Linked DNA regions of Mus musculus: region 2 is linked to region 1. The links are chromatin contacts, found by POLR2A ChIA-PET in ENCODE. All regions are on one chromosome and are shown on one strand. The core of a region is the stretch at or near the end of the contact, and the rest is flanking DNA. Distances in the headings are between cores, read along the strand shown.

The links. ChIA-PET counts read pairs that join two places held with the same protein, here RNA polymerase II (POLR2A).
Region 2: POLR2A ChIA-PET joins it to region 1 with 11 read pairs in Patski. The contact joins the promoter of Polr3e here to the enhancer-like site in region 1. POLR2A ChIA-PET finds 5 or more read pairs at or near these places in 3 of 5 experiments (Patski and embryonic stem cell).

The regions. Positions count from the first base shown.
Region 1 is chr7:120,863,898-120,867,127 of GRCm38, reverse strand. The region is part of intron 2 of Eef2k (eukaryotic elongation factor-2 kinase); the gene reads right to left. All of the region lies in intron 2 of Gm15774 (a long non-coding RNA gene), which reads left to right. Among named protein-coding and RNA genes, the nearest start is that of Gm15774, 15 kb to the left of the region's middle. Within about 2 kb of position 1,932, at least 1 of the 3 ENCODE cell types and tissues checked has a DNase peak (open chromatin) inside an H3K27ac peak, as active enhancers do.
Region 2 is chr7:120,916,295-120,919,123 of GRCm38, reverse strand. It overlaps Polr3e (polymerase (RNA) III (DNA directed) polypeptide E), which reads right to left and starts at 1,346. Exons shown (of 21, transcript NM_025298.4): 1 at 1,214-1,346. n-TLaag4 (a tRNA gene) reads right to left here and starts at 1,607; the gene lies at 1,526-1,607.

The DNA.
Region 1 (3,230 bases), core at 683-3,182:
GAGTGACGTAATGCTATGGTCTCTTGGGGACCCTCTCCTTCCCCCACTGCCCAGAAAGTACTTTACTGGCTTCTCATGGCAATTTGTGAGGCTAGAGAGCTAGGTGGGAGAATTCCCTTATTGGAGACAAGGGAAGTTTGGAAGTGTGAGACTCAGACAGATGAAGCTTTGCCCTGGCTGGCAAAAGAAGTTGACTACAGTTACTATGCAACCTTCATATGTCACTCCTTGGAATGGGTCTGTGTCTACGGGCTAACAAGATGAGTCAGTGGGTAAGGCCGTTTGTCATCAACCTTGATAACTGAGTGTGATCTTAGGATCTTCCTTCTACCAACTCCTGCAAGTTGTCCTCTGACTTCTACAAGCATAGCACAGCACATACATTAAATAATAAATAGTTGTAATACTTTTTCAGTCTAGAAAGGTAAGCTCCTAGTGACAGAAAGTAAATTGGTCCTGAGGGCTAGGGGCTGGCTAGACCAGAGATGCAGCTGATGCCTGAGAGGAACAGCTTTCAACAGAGTTAGGTACGGAGATGGACGTGTGATTTTTTTGAATATACTGAAAGCCACTGGATTGTACATTTAAATGGCTAAGTTGAACAGCATGCGGCTTATATTTTCACAAAGTTTTCAGAAAAAAAAAAAGAGAGAGAATAAGAAGGGAGGGGTACCCTTGACAATAAATAGCTGTGCACACTGCAGCAAAGCCTTTCAGCACTCTCTTTGATAAATATGAGTCCCCACAGCAGGGTTGCCATCTCCTTAAACTCCTCCTGTGGCCAGACCCCAGCTCCCCAGCTCCCCTTCCTATGCCAGCAGGACTCTTTTTCAAGTGGCCAGCAGGCTTTCATCTTGTAGGAGACCAAAGCTTTTCTGGTCTCTTTATTATTTTAAGATACAAGAGACTGAACCCAGGCCTCCGGCTTACTAGGAAAACACTCCAGCCATCCAGCCACAGACCAATCCCTTAAGCTTGGTTTTCTGACTGCTTTCCAGAAGCAGGAAACCCAGGCTTACTTTCTATGGTCATGGTCTGAGGCCTGAGGCTGCCAGGGTGGAGTCTCCCAGGCTTTAGGCAGGGACACATCTCTGCCCAGTGAGTCAGCACACTCTGGCTCACCCAGCTCATTCTGGAGTGACTGTATCTTTCCCCCCAAGCTGCTAGAACCACCCTCAGTGCGTTAACAGCATGGATACAATTGAGGATGAGAAGGTGTAGCCAGCAGGTGTGCCCACTCGTGCAGCGGAGCAGTTTGCTGGTGCAATCAGCCATCCCCACACAATTTTTAAAGTTAAGATTCTGCCCAAGGTGCCAGGCATGGTAGCATATGCCTTTAATCCCAGCACTCGGAGAGGCAGAGGCAGGTGGATTTCTGAGTTCGAGGCCAGCCTGGTCTACAAAGTGAGTTCCAGGACAGCCAGGGATATACAGAGAAACCCTGTCTCGAAAAACCAAAAAACAAAACAAGATTCTGCCCAAGCCATTCTATTGCTAGTAAGTACATTCTCTGCACAGGCAAAGCCATATGAACAAGAAAACACTGTCCTCCAGGGAAATGAAATTCAGCTATTAAAGACAATAAGCAAATAAATGAAGCTCTGGGCTGGATCACAGACACTGAAAAAAAAAAAGATACAATTAAAAATGAGTCACAAGATATAGAGAGATACAAATTGCAGTTATTAACAGCAGGACTCGAAAGGGGGATCTCTAGGGAGGGACTACAGTCCCGCCACCTCCCAGGCATGTGACTTCATTTCCATTTACCATCTGGCAAACGGCCAGCTGTCTGGGCTATAGGGATCACCGTGTACATTGTACTGAGTAAGGCACGTACTGCAGAGCCTGTCCAGACCACAGGCAAGTTACGGAAGTTAGAGTTCATGTCAGCTCCCAAGGGGATATGGGAGGATGGCCTCCAGGGTGGAAACCTGTTTATAATTCTCCATGGGAACAAAGAGAAGAAAATCAGGGTGAGATACGCCCTCACAGACCTGGGCTGAGGGGGGAGGCACACTTTCACTTTTGTTTAAATGATACAGTTTAGGTTGTTTTACTTTGTATATACATTATGCATAGATTATCTAGATCATAACATTTATTTTTTAAGTTTGTATATATAAGGGCTACAGAGACAGCTTAGCAGTTAAGAGCACTGGCTGCTCTTGCAATAGACTGAGGTTTGATTCCCAGTATATACATGTCGGCTCAAAACTCCAGTTCTTTGGAATCCCACACCCACTTCTAGCCTCCAAGGACAACAGTGATGCACACACACATGCACGTAACACACACATGCAGGTAACACACCCATACAGGTGAAATAAAAAAAATTCTAAAAGTTTACATGTGTGAATTTGCAATACATAAAATACATTTGCTTACATTTATATATATACAAAGACTTTGTGACTATATTTGCATATATTTAAAGTGTGTGTGTGTTATTTTTGCAGTAAGGAGGAACAAAGTCACTGACATTTTTCTCAAAGGGCTGGGCTTGCTGTTTAATGGTAGTACACTGGCCTAGAATGTAACCGTCTCTGAGTTTCAATCCCTAGCACTTTGAGAAAAAAAGTCCTTTCAAAAGGACTGAATTGGTGTTGGCGAGACAGCTAAATGGGTGAGGTCACACTTGTGACACAAACACGGCAACCCCACTGGATTCCTGGATCTTGAAGGTGGAAGAAGAGGACCCACTGCAGAAAGTTGTCCTCTGATCTCCACACAAGTGCCAGGGCACAAACACATATGCATATATACACAGTAATTGAATAAATATGTAAATGTAAAGTAATAAAATAAATATAATGTGTAATGGGGGAGGGGAGAAGAAAATGTAGAAGGGGGCCCAGTGTGGTGGCACACACTTATAGTCCGAGCACTAGGGAGGGATTCTGTACAAGAGCTCCAGGCCAGTCAGGGAGAGTTTGGAGGCCACCCTGAACTACAAGAGACCCTCTCTTACATTGCCGAAGGGTCGTGCCTTTACTCCCAGCATTTAGAGGCAGAGGCACAGTCAGTTTCTGAGTTCAAGGCCAGTCTGGTCTACATAGCAAGTTCTAGGACTGTCTGGGACACACAGAGATACCCTGTCTAGACACACACACATACACACACACACACACACACACACACACACACACACACACACCCCTCCACAAAAAAAGCCCAAACCAGTGTGGGGAGGTTGGGGAATAAATAGATTTGGGAGGATAGCAGGAGGA
Region 2 (2,829 bases), core at 97-2,596, 53 kb before region 1:
TGGACCATTAAGTGGAGATAATAATTATACTTGGTCGTGGTTATGGGATCATTACTTTTAAAATTAAAAAAAAAAAATCACAGTTCTTTCTCCCAAATATTAATGATGCCAGGCATCAATATAGTACCAAATAATACTCTTCTCATTAGCTGTGCAAATCAAAATTTATAGTGCCCAACTTCGAATTGGTTTACCCAAGGTCACAGCCCCCCAAGAAAACAGGTAAAGAAATCCAAATCTAGCTGATGCCAAGAGCCTTGGTTTTATTCTTAACTAACATGCTGCACATCTCTTTGGTAAAAGGCAGTATGGTGTAGTGGTTAAGAGGTTGGACTGCCGTGCAAAACCTTACAGGTTCAAATCCTACCTCTTCAATATAGCAGCTGATTAGCGACGTGAATTGCATAACCCTGGGTCCTTTCCTATTTTAAACCACACACCGGCTTCAAAGGGATAAGGCGAACCTAGAAGGACTGTTGCTACGTGGCAACATGTTTTCTTCCAATATAAGACCGAACAAGACAGCCACAAATGAAAGAAGCAGGAGTGTCACCCATCTTACACTCATTAAAACACCGTAGCACGGGAATCATATCCCCATTTCACAGATAAAGGTATGATCTTATCTTTTCGCTCCCAAACCCAGGAACTCTAAAACAATATTCCAGGATGACCCGGTATGTGCACCATCCCCCGTTACTGGAAGGTCCCCGGGTCCACGAAGCAGTCGCCACTCTGCTTAAACACAGATCAATGAATGAGGCGTCCCGGGCCCGCTCGGGCTAAGCAGAGTTGACCAGGTTCAACGACCCCTGCCCATGCAGGCGGCCCCGAGTCCAGTGGCTTTCTCCATGTCGCCGGTGCTCAGGCGCCCTTCCCACTCTTCCGAAAGCCGCCACGCCACCGGGCACCAGTGCCCTCGCAGGTGCGGTTCGGGAGCCAGGCCCGGGCGGGGCAGCGCGGCCGAAGCCTGAGTCAGCGCGGGCCGCACCGCCGTCGTCTCCCCACCGTCCAGCCGAACGGAGCGACCCAGGCCCGGGGCGGCCTGGAAAGCCGGGCGGCCACCTTGCGCCCTGCCCTGGTCCCGGGAGGCCGCGGCCCCTCGGCACGCAGCGGCGGGGGCCTGTCTGGCCTAGTCAGCAGCGCGGCCCGGAGCACCGAGCGAGTGCGACGGCTGCGACCCGGATCCCGAGGCTGCCGAGTCGGGGCTCACCTCTCCGCCGGGGCCGCGCGCGGGCGGCGGAACGGCCCAGGGACCCGCGGGCTGCAGAGACGGCGGCGGCCGGGTCTTCTATCAGGCAGCGGCCATGTTCCTGCTGGAGAAACTCCGCCGGACACGTGGGGGGAGCGGGGCCGGCCCTCGCGCTTCCTCTTACCCACAATGCCCCGCCCCGGCGCGCGCGGGACCGCCCCTTCGGCGAGCTGCTCGTGGTGCAGAGAGCGCACATCGACAGCAGGGGTCGCCGCTGCGCTCGCAGAAGGAACCTAGAGCGAAAGACGCTGAGACAAAAGAAAAAGCCTGCCTTGGCAGCGGTGGGATTCGAACCCACGCCCCCGAAGAGACTGGAGCCTTAATCCAGCGCCTTAGACCGCTCGGCCACACTACCCAGCTGTTGACGTCGTTTTCTAAGAAGCTACTTATTGGATTGACACGTATATTTTCTTTCGATTCTTGGAGTTATATTTATTTATTTTATTTCCTGCCGATAGAAATTGCCATAAACAATATTATCATCATGCCACTTATTGAAATAAAAGTATTTAGATGCAAGCTTGTTCCAAATAAGTTTTAAAGCAAAGGATAGTTTATTTTGCGTTCTGAGTCAGTTGGTTAAGGTGTCAGGTTAAGCCACTCAGACACTCAAAAACCCGAATTCGATGTCTGGTTCTGTCAGTAACTTTCACCAAGCTCTCAGAGCTGAACTGTAACCCCAGGTCTGCAGAGTTCTATCTGAAAATTTACGTGTTTAAATTTTTAGTACACAAACAATTTTAAAACTTTGCAGATAAAATATATTCTTTGTAATATTCAAAATAAGATTCTTCGAGCTTTGACTTGCTCTAGTTTCCTAGTACCCAGCATTATTGGCTGATTGTACATCCTTTCTGCTCTTTTGCTGTCAATGTTTATCTCCATAGAAAATAGTTTTGTTCATATTGTGAATGGGTTGGTATATAAATATTAACACAGTAACACATAGAGATATACAGCTGGCTGGTTTTTCACTATACTTTTGATTTATTTTCTGTTTTGCTTTTGTTTTTAACCAGACTTTATTTTTAAGTATCTTTGCATGTTAATATGCCCATACAGACTTTTACGTTTACTTTATTTATTTGTTTGGGAGTGGGGAACGGGCGGGGGCGGGCCGTGGAGGTCAGAGGACAACTTGCCTGATGAATAAGTTCTTTTGTTCCACCCTGTGGGGGCGTCTTAGGTTGTCAGGCTTCGAGGCAAGTGTGTTTACCTACCTTCTGACCGAGCTATCTCACCAGCCCTAGATATTTTAAAACACTGAAAAAGATGAAAAAAAAAATAGTCACACACACCCCATATTTCCACCACCTAGAATTAAACTCATTTCTGCATTTACATTTGAACATGCATACATATTCATTTGTTGTTTAAACTAAGGTTCACAATGCCCAGGCTGGCTTTGAACTACGTGCATTGATGAGTTTGAATTTCTGATCCTCCTGCCTGCACTTCCTAAGTACCAGAATTACAGCCTTGCACCTGGCCAATATGGCATTTTGCTTCCAATTATTTTCTTGTGTACATAATTTTTATTAAAAGTTACACAAGTAAGGCCTTCGAAATGGCTAAGC